Linked DNA regions of Mus musculus: region 1 is linked to region 2. Evidence: chromatin contacts called from ENCODE POLR2A ChIA-PET data. All regions are on one chromosome and are shown on one strand. The core of a region is the stretch at or near the end of the contact, and the rest is flanking DNA. Distances in the headings are between cores, read along the strand shown.

The links. ChIA-PET counts read pairs that join two places held with the same protein, here RNA polymerase II (POLR2A).
Region 1: POLR2A ChIA-PET joins it to region 2 with 47 read pairs in Patski. The contact joins the promoter of Hnrnpl here to the promoter of Nfkbib in region 2. POLR2A ChIA-PET finds 5 or more read pairs at or near these places in 4 of 5 experiments (Patski and embryonic stem cell).

What each region holds. Positions count from the first base shown.
Region 1 is chr7:28,809,561-28,812,260 of GRCm38, forward strand. Hnrnpl (heterogeneous nuclear ribonucleoprotein L) reads left to right here and starts at 1,330. Exons shown (of 13, transcript NM_177301.5): 1 at 1,330-1,608. The coding sequence starts at 1,351.
Region 2 is chr7:28,765,387-28,768,425 of GRCm38, forward strand. It overlaps Nfkbib (nuclear factor of kappa light polypeptide gene enhancer in B cells inhibitor, beta), which reads right to left and starts at 1,258. Exons shown (of 6, transcript NM_001306222.1): 1 at 858-1,258. The coding sequence starts at 1,036. It overlaps Sirt2 (sirtuin 2), which reads left to right and starts at 1,366. Exons shown (of 16, transcript NM_022432.4): 1 at 1,366-1,481; 2 at 2,246-2,292. The coding sequence starts at 1,466.

The DNA.
Region 1 (2,700 bases), core at 80-2,579, 44 kb after region 2:
ACCGTCTCAAGACGTGTGTGTGTGTGTGTGTGTGTGTGTGCGCGCGCGCGCGTGCGTGTGGTGGGGGTGGGGGTAGATACGCGCCTTGTCTGTGCTAGGCAAGCGTTCCATTGCTGAGCTACATCCCAGAGTCTTCTTGACTCCCTAGTTTCCCCATAAAGCCTCTGGACGGGTCTGTGGTCGGGATCCGGATCCTCCGTCAGTACGTTCCCTGTCTGCTTGCTCCCCGGCGGGCACTTGTCGGCGTTGCAGCTCTCGGGCTTCGCAGGACCCTGGGAGGAGACAATCGCTTCAGAGCAGTCTCCAAGTAGCGAGTCTAAGCCACAGAGCACTCTGGAGGACGCAGGGTGCTCAGTTGCCAAGTGCGAACCGAGTTGAACTATAAAGATCTACCACCATGACTGAATTTAGAGTGAAATGACGGTGCCTGCCAGGGTCCAAAGTCACATGGCAATCAATGAGTGTTTTATTAGTGAGAAGTGCTCAGATTTGAAGGTTCTTTTAAAAATAATAACCTCCAGCTTAGGATAGGGTAGAGGTGAAGTAAACGTTCTAATGGGTTATAGCTGCTGCAAATTGTTGTCTTGCTCTAGACTTCCGGAGCTTGCAAACAACAGACGCGCGAAAGACCGTTCGGGTACTCGAGTAGTTGTATCCCTTAAAGTCACCTCTTCTATTGAAGCCCCCCCCCCCCCCCAAAAGTACAGGAGCGCATGCGCTCTCTCGGGACCGGTTCCTAGATTGCGCCACAGAGAGCCTACGGGCTCTCCTTTTTCACCAATCAGAAGCTATCAGTCGTCCTATACCATCTGGCAATAGGGCATTCTTTCCACTCTTCATTGACCAATCGAGTGTTGACGTACGAGACGGGCACCTGGGGGAACAATTGTAGGAACACAGAAGGGAAGGCCTTTCTTGTATCCCAGCGGAGTGGCGCGGGAAGATGGTCGTTGTGACTGGGAAACGCAAGGATTTCAGAGTGACCGATTAGCTAGGAAACCAATGAGAGCGGGAAGGAGGCGGAGCTTCGGAGGCCCACTTCCATTTACTGTTTGTGGGAAGGCGGAGCGATCCCAAAAATCTGGCCTATTAAATCAGAGTTTATTTTAAGGAGGTGGGGCCTGGCGGAATGACTGGCAAGAAGCGTTCACCTATAAGGAGTGCGATTGGCGAACAGAGGCGGTCTTTCCAATAGAACGGCATGCGTCCTATCCAATAGAAATGAACCGTGAGGAAACTTCCCCTCCCCCCAAGATAGGGCCAGTGGCTCCCCCTATCGGGTGGGGGCGGCGAGTGACGGGCGTGTCCCTCCCCCAATGAGAGGCGGGGGGAGGCGGGTTCTGCGCCGCCATGTCGCGGAGGCTGCTGCCCCGGGCGGAGAAGCGGCGTCGGCGGCTCGAGCAGAGGCAGCAGCCGGACGAGCAGCTGAGGCGGGCGGGAGCGATGGTGAAGATGGCGGCTGCGGGCGGCGGAGGTGGCGGTGGTCGCTATTACGGCGGCGGCAACGAGGGAGGCCGAGCCCCTAAACGGCTGAAGACTGAAAACGCCGGCGACCAGCACGGAGGCGGCGGCGGCGGAGGCTCCGGGGCGGCGGGCGGCGGCGGCGGGGTGAGGCTGGGGCTTTAGACTCCCGGAAGGAAGGGGAAATTTCGTACTTTAAAAAGCTATTTATTTTTCACAGGGGGGAAAAATCTCTGCGCAGGCGCTGCAGCCCTCGCGCTTTTTTGGTGGGTGGGGGAGGGGCAGGCGTTGGGCAAACGGCGGGGTTTGCGCGAGGACAGGCGCTTGCGCGTGCGCACAATCCGAAGCGGGGCTTGAGGGGGCGGAGGAAGCGGCTGGCTCTGCAGGCACCGCACTGCGCAGGCGCCGCGGGCCGGCATGTGGGGGGCCTAGGCACGCGGTCGGGCCGTTTTTTTTTTTTCTCCTCACTTCTTTATCTTTTTTTTTTTCCTCTTCTTTCCGTGTCCCTATGCGCAAGCGCGTTTCTACAACCACAGCCAGCGAGCGGGAAGCGGGTGGGCGGTGGCCTGACCGAGTCGCCCCGTCGCAGTTTTAATCATGGTCGTTTCCATATAGAAGTTCACTTGATGAAATTATAAAATTATAATGCCCAGATTAAACTGTTTAACTTCTTTTACTGTGTGCATTGAAAAACGGAAGACGATTTGTGAAAGGCAGATTTAACTTTGGGAATTGAGCCAAGCTTAGAAATTATCACTCGATTTGCTTAGGGCTCCAGGATTGGGGCATTTATAAACTAAACTGTATTATGGTCCTGTGGCTATGCATAGAGTCTTTCAGCCTATTTAGTCTTCTGAAGGTCACAATTATGGTGTCTGGGTTAGGATGCAGTTTGCATTCCTTTTAAAAGTTTATTATTAAAGTCCTTCCGGTGGGCACGGAGTCACAGGCCTTTAATCTCTTTGGTTTGAGGCCAGCCTCTTATGCATAGTTAATTCCAGGACAGACAAGGCTGTGAGACTTATCAAAAAGCCAAACAAACAGTGCCCTCTTGATGAGGCTGCTGCTCATGCATTTATCAGCTTCTCCCTGTTGTTACAGTGTTAGGTTTCTCAAGGATTTGGAAGACATTTTAGTTGAGTCTGGTAAGTTAACTGCCAAGCTAGACAACGGGAGCCCATGAGGTGGAAGGAGAGAACAGACTCCAAAAGGTTGTTCTCCGAACATCTCATGGGCTGT
Region 2 (3,039 bases), core at 8-2,507:
GCAATAAGCACAAAGGACAAGAAAATCCCGGGTACAATCCCTTAATGCACGCCGTCACCACAACCATCCCTTCTCCCCAGCTTATCTACTAATCAACATTTCCTACTCTTTAACCTTTTTTCAGTCACCCTCTCCTCCTTTTCCTCTTCCCTCCTTTTTGATACTGGGTCCTTCCAGGCTGTCCTCGGACTAGTGATCCTCCTGCCTCAGCCCCTCGAGTGCCAGAATGACAAGTGTGTACCATCACACTCAGCTAAACTAAAACCAGGGATTGGAAGGTGGTAGTTTGGGAGAAGCATTTGGCTAACAGATGAATCTAGCCTCATAGAATAGAGTTTCTACATCTTATGTAGCTCTGGCTGGCAGGGAACTCAATCAGGTGGCCTCAAATTCACAGAGATCCACCTGCCTTTGCCTTCCAAGTGCTGTGAGAGCCATGACACCCACCAGCTCAATTTCTTAACTGCAGGGTCAATACTGGACGTGTCAGCTTCAGAGACTCAGGGCCAAGAACTAGTTTTGAAATCAAAATCTGGCTTATACAAGAATAGCCAAAGACCAAAGACTACATCTGGAAGTAAGAGGTAAGAAGATGTGGGAACTAGAGTGGTCGGAAAGGTTCAGATCCGATTTGGGGATCAGGAGCTCAAATTTATAGAGTTCAAAAAAGGTGAGACACTTGACTGTGTGAAAGCGTACCAGTCTCACAATTTAGTGTTTGGGGGTTAAGGGCCAGGAAGTCCAGCATCGGAAATCAAGAGTTAGGAACGAGACGATACGAAGTCACAGGAATCGTAGGCTAAAGGGGACTCAGGTAAGATCCCAGGGCTCAGTCTAGTAATTTAAGGTTTACTCACGTGTCCCCATCCTCAGTGACGTAGCCAAAGACTAAGGGCGCCCACGACAGCTCTGGGCCAAGCTCTGCGCCCAGACCTGGTCCTCCGGGAGCCGCTGCGTCGGGACCTAGAGAGCCCAGGCCGCTGTCGCACCATTCATCGGCATCCGCAGTTTTCCCCAAGCACGCGACCCCGGCCATGGCCCCAGCCACCTCGGGTGGCCCCCTGTGGTCGCCTGCCTGTCGCTGGGCTCTGCGATGAGCTCCAGTGCTTCCGCCCTATCGGGAATTCCCCAACACGCCCCCTCATATACCCAATCAAAATGTTTTAAATAGCTACACCCCGCCCCTGTACTGCACCACAGCCAATCAGAAAAATGAGGTGGACATTCGCTCGCTGAGTTTCCCCACATTTTCCAGACGCCCTTTATCAATATGGCCGCCGGCGCCAGGCTTTTTGGGATTTGTAGTTTGATAACATGAGAGGCACATTGTACGAAAGCGGTTATGGGGATCGCATTGCCTGCCGGGAGTTGTAGTTCTCTATCCTATCTCGGCCTCTTCTTGTTTCCGCTGCCGTCACGGGACAGAGCAGTCGGTGACAGTCCCGAGGGCCCCCACCCCGTTCCCATGGCCGAGCCGGACCGTGAGTTAGGGGCCCTGTTGGGAGGGTGGGAGGGTCGGGCCGCGCCGGGGCCTGGCTTTGGGCTGCAGGCCCCGGGGCCCGAGGGTAGGCTCGGTGGGGCGGGAGACAGGATCTACCTGAAGGGAGTGGGATTCGGAGGGGTGTTGCTAAGTGGTCCGTATTACTAGGTTGGTTGGTTTCTGGATTGTGAAATGTAAGGGTCCGATTGTCAAGTTCTTAATGATCGCATTTCTCGTACTTTGGCTGCTGAGGACCCTCGTTGCTAAGGACCAAAGTTACCACTATCCCGGTTGCTAAGGTTGTCTGTTGTTAAGGGCAACTGTAGGATGGGTTCCGGGGACCCCTGTGGCCCCTTACTATCTCATTCCTTCAGTTCTTGTGCCTCTCCTAAACCTCCTACCTTCACTGCATCTCCTCTCCCACACTCAACTCTCAGCAGAAGTATCCCTACTTACGTCTCTTGAAAAACTTAGCCCTCCCTCATTCTCTCGACTCGCACATGCTACCATATCCTGCTTAACTCTGAAACCTTCCTTCAGTCCAGTCTCGCCTGCTTTCTCCTCCTAAAGATTCCCCTCCTCAGCCTTTTCACGTCACACATACCTCCACTCTAAAATATGCCTTTTCCCATCTCCGATAGTTTTACTACCATCCCTGACTCTGAAATAATTAGGTTGGTGGGTCCTCTTGTCCTCCACCATTGTGAGCCCTTCTGCTTAACTCTTTCCCCGCACTGTAACCACGTCTGCTCCCCTCCTCCCCAGCCTCTGACCCTCTGGAGACCCAGGCAGGGAAGGTGCAGGAGGCTCAGGTGAGATGGGGAAGGGGTGGAGGGAAGGAGAGACTTGGTTCCACGTGCCGCACTGGGGGGAGGTGGCAAGGGAAGGCTTTTACCCAAGGGCCCTTGGCTTATGGCCCTGATCCCCAAGCCCATCTGGGGATTAGTACAATCTCCTGGGAGAATGGTGGCTTCTTGGGACTGTCAAGGAAAATGTATAGCCTCAACCCCTGGTTCCCTTCCATATCGTCCTCGTTTCCTACTGTTGCCCATCCCATCCTCAGCCCCTTCTGAACCTCATTTGTGCTGGACCTGAAAGAGACGGTTTTCCAGTTCAATCCGCAAACTCAGATCCTATGAGGTGGGGGAAAGGACCCTATAGGGCACGTTATAAAAGTATCGAAGCTGGGTGTGGTGCCAGCCCCCTGTAATGCCAGCACATGGGGGGGGGCAGGGGAGGGGGGAAGTGAGGTAGGAGGATGGAGAAAGGAGAGGCAGCTTGGGCCATATGGTGAGACCCAGTCTCAAAAAAGGAGGGAGGAAGGGAGAGAGCATACCCCTGGAGTACCGGGCAAACTCTGTGGGTCAGAGATTATAGAAGATTCTAGCCAAACTCTCCCCTGGTGGAACCCACAAGCTGATCTAGGAACAAGACCAAGATATAGTCACAGTGTCGTATAAGTGAAGTGATAAGGGATTTTCTTAAATGAGATCGGAGGTGGTGTTCCATGCAGGGTACAGGCCTGAGAGCACGAAGGGATAGTAGATGTTTCAGTAGTT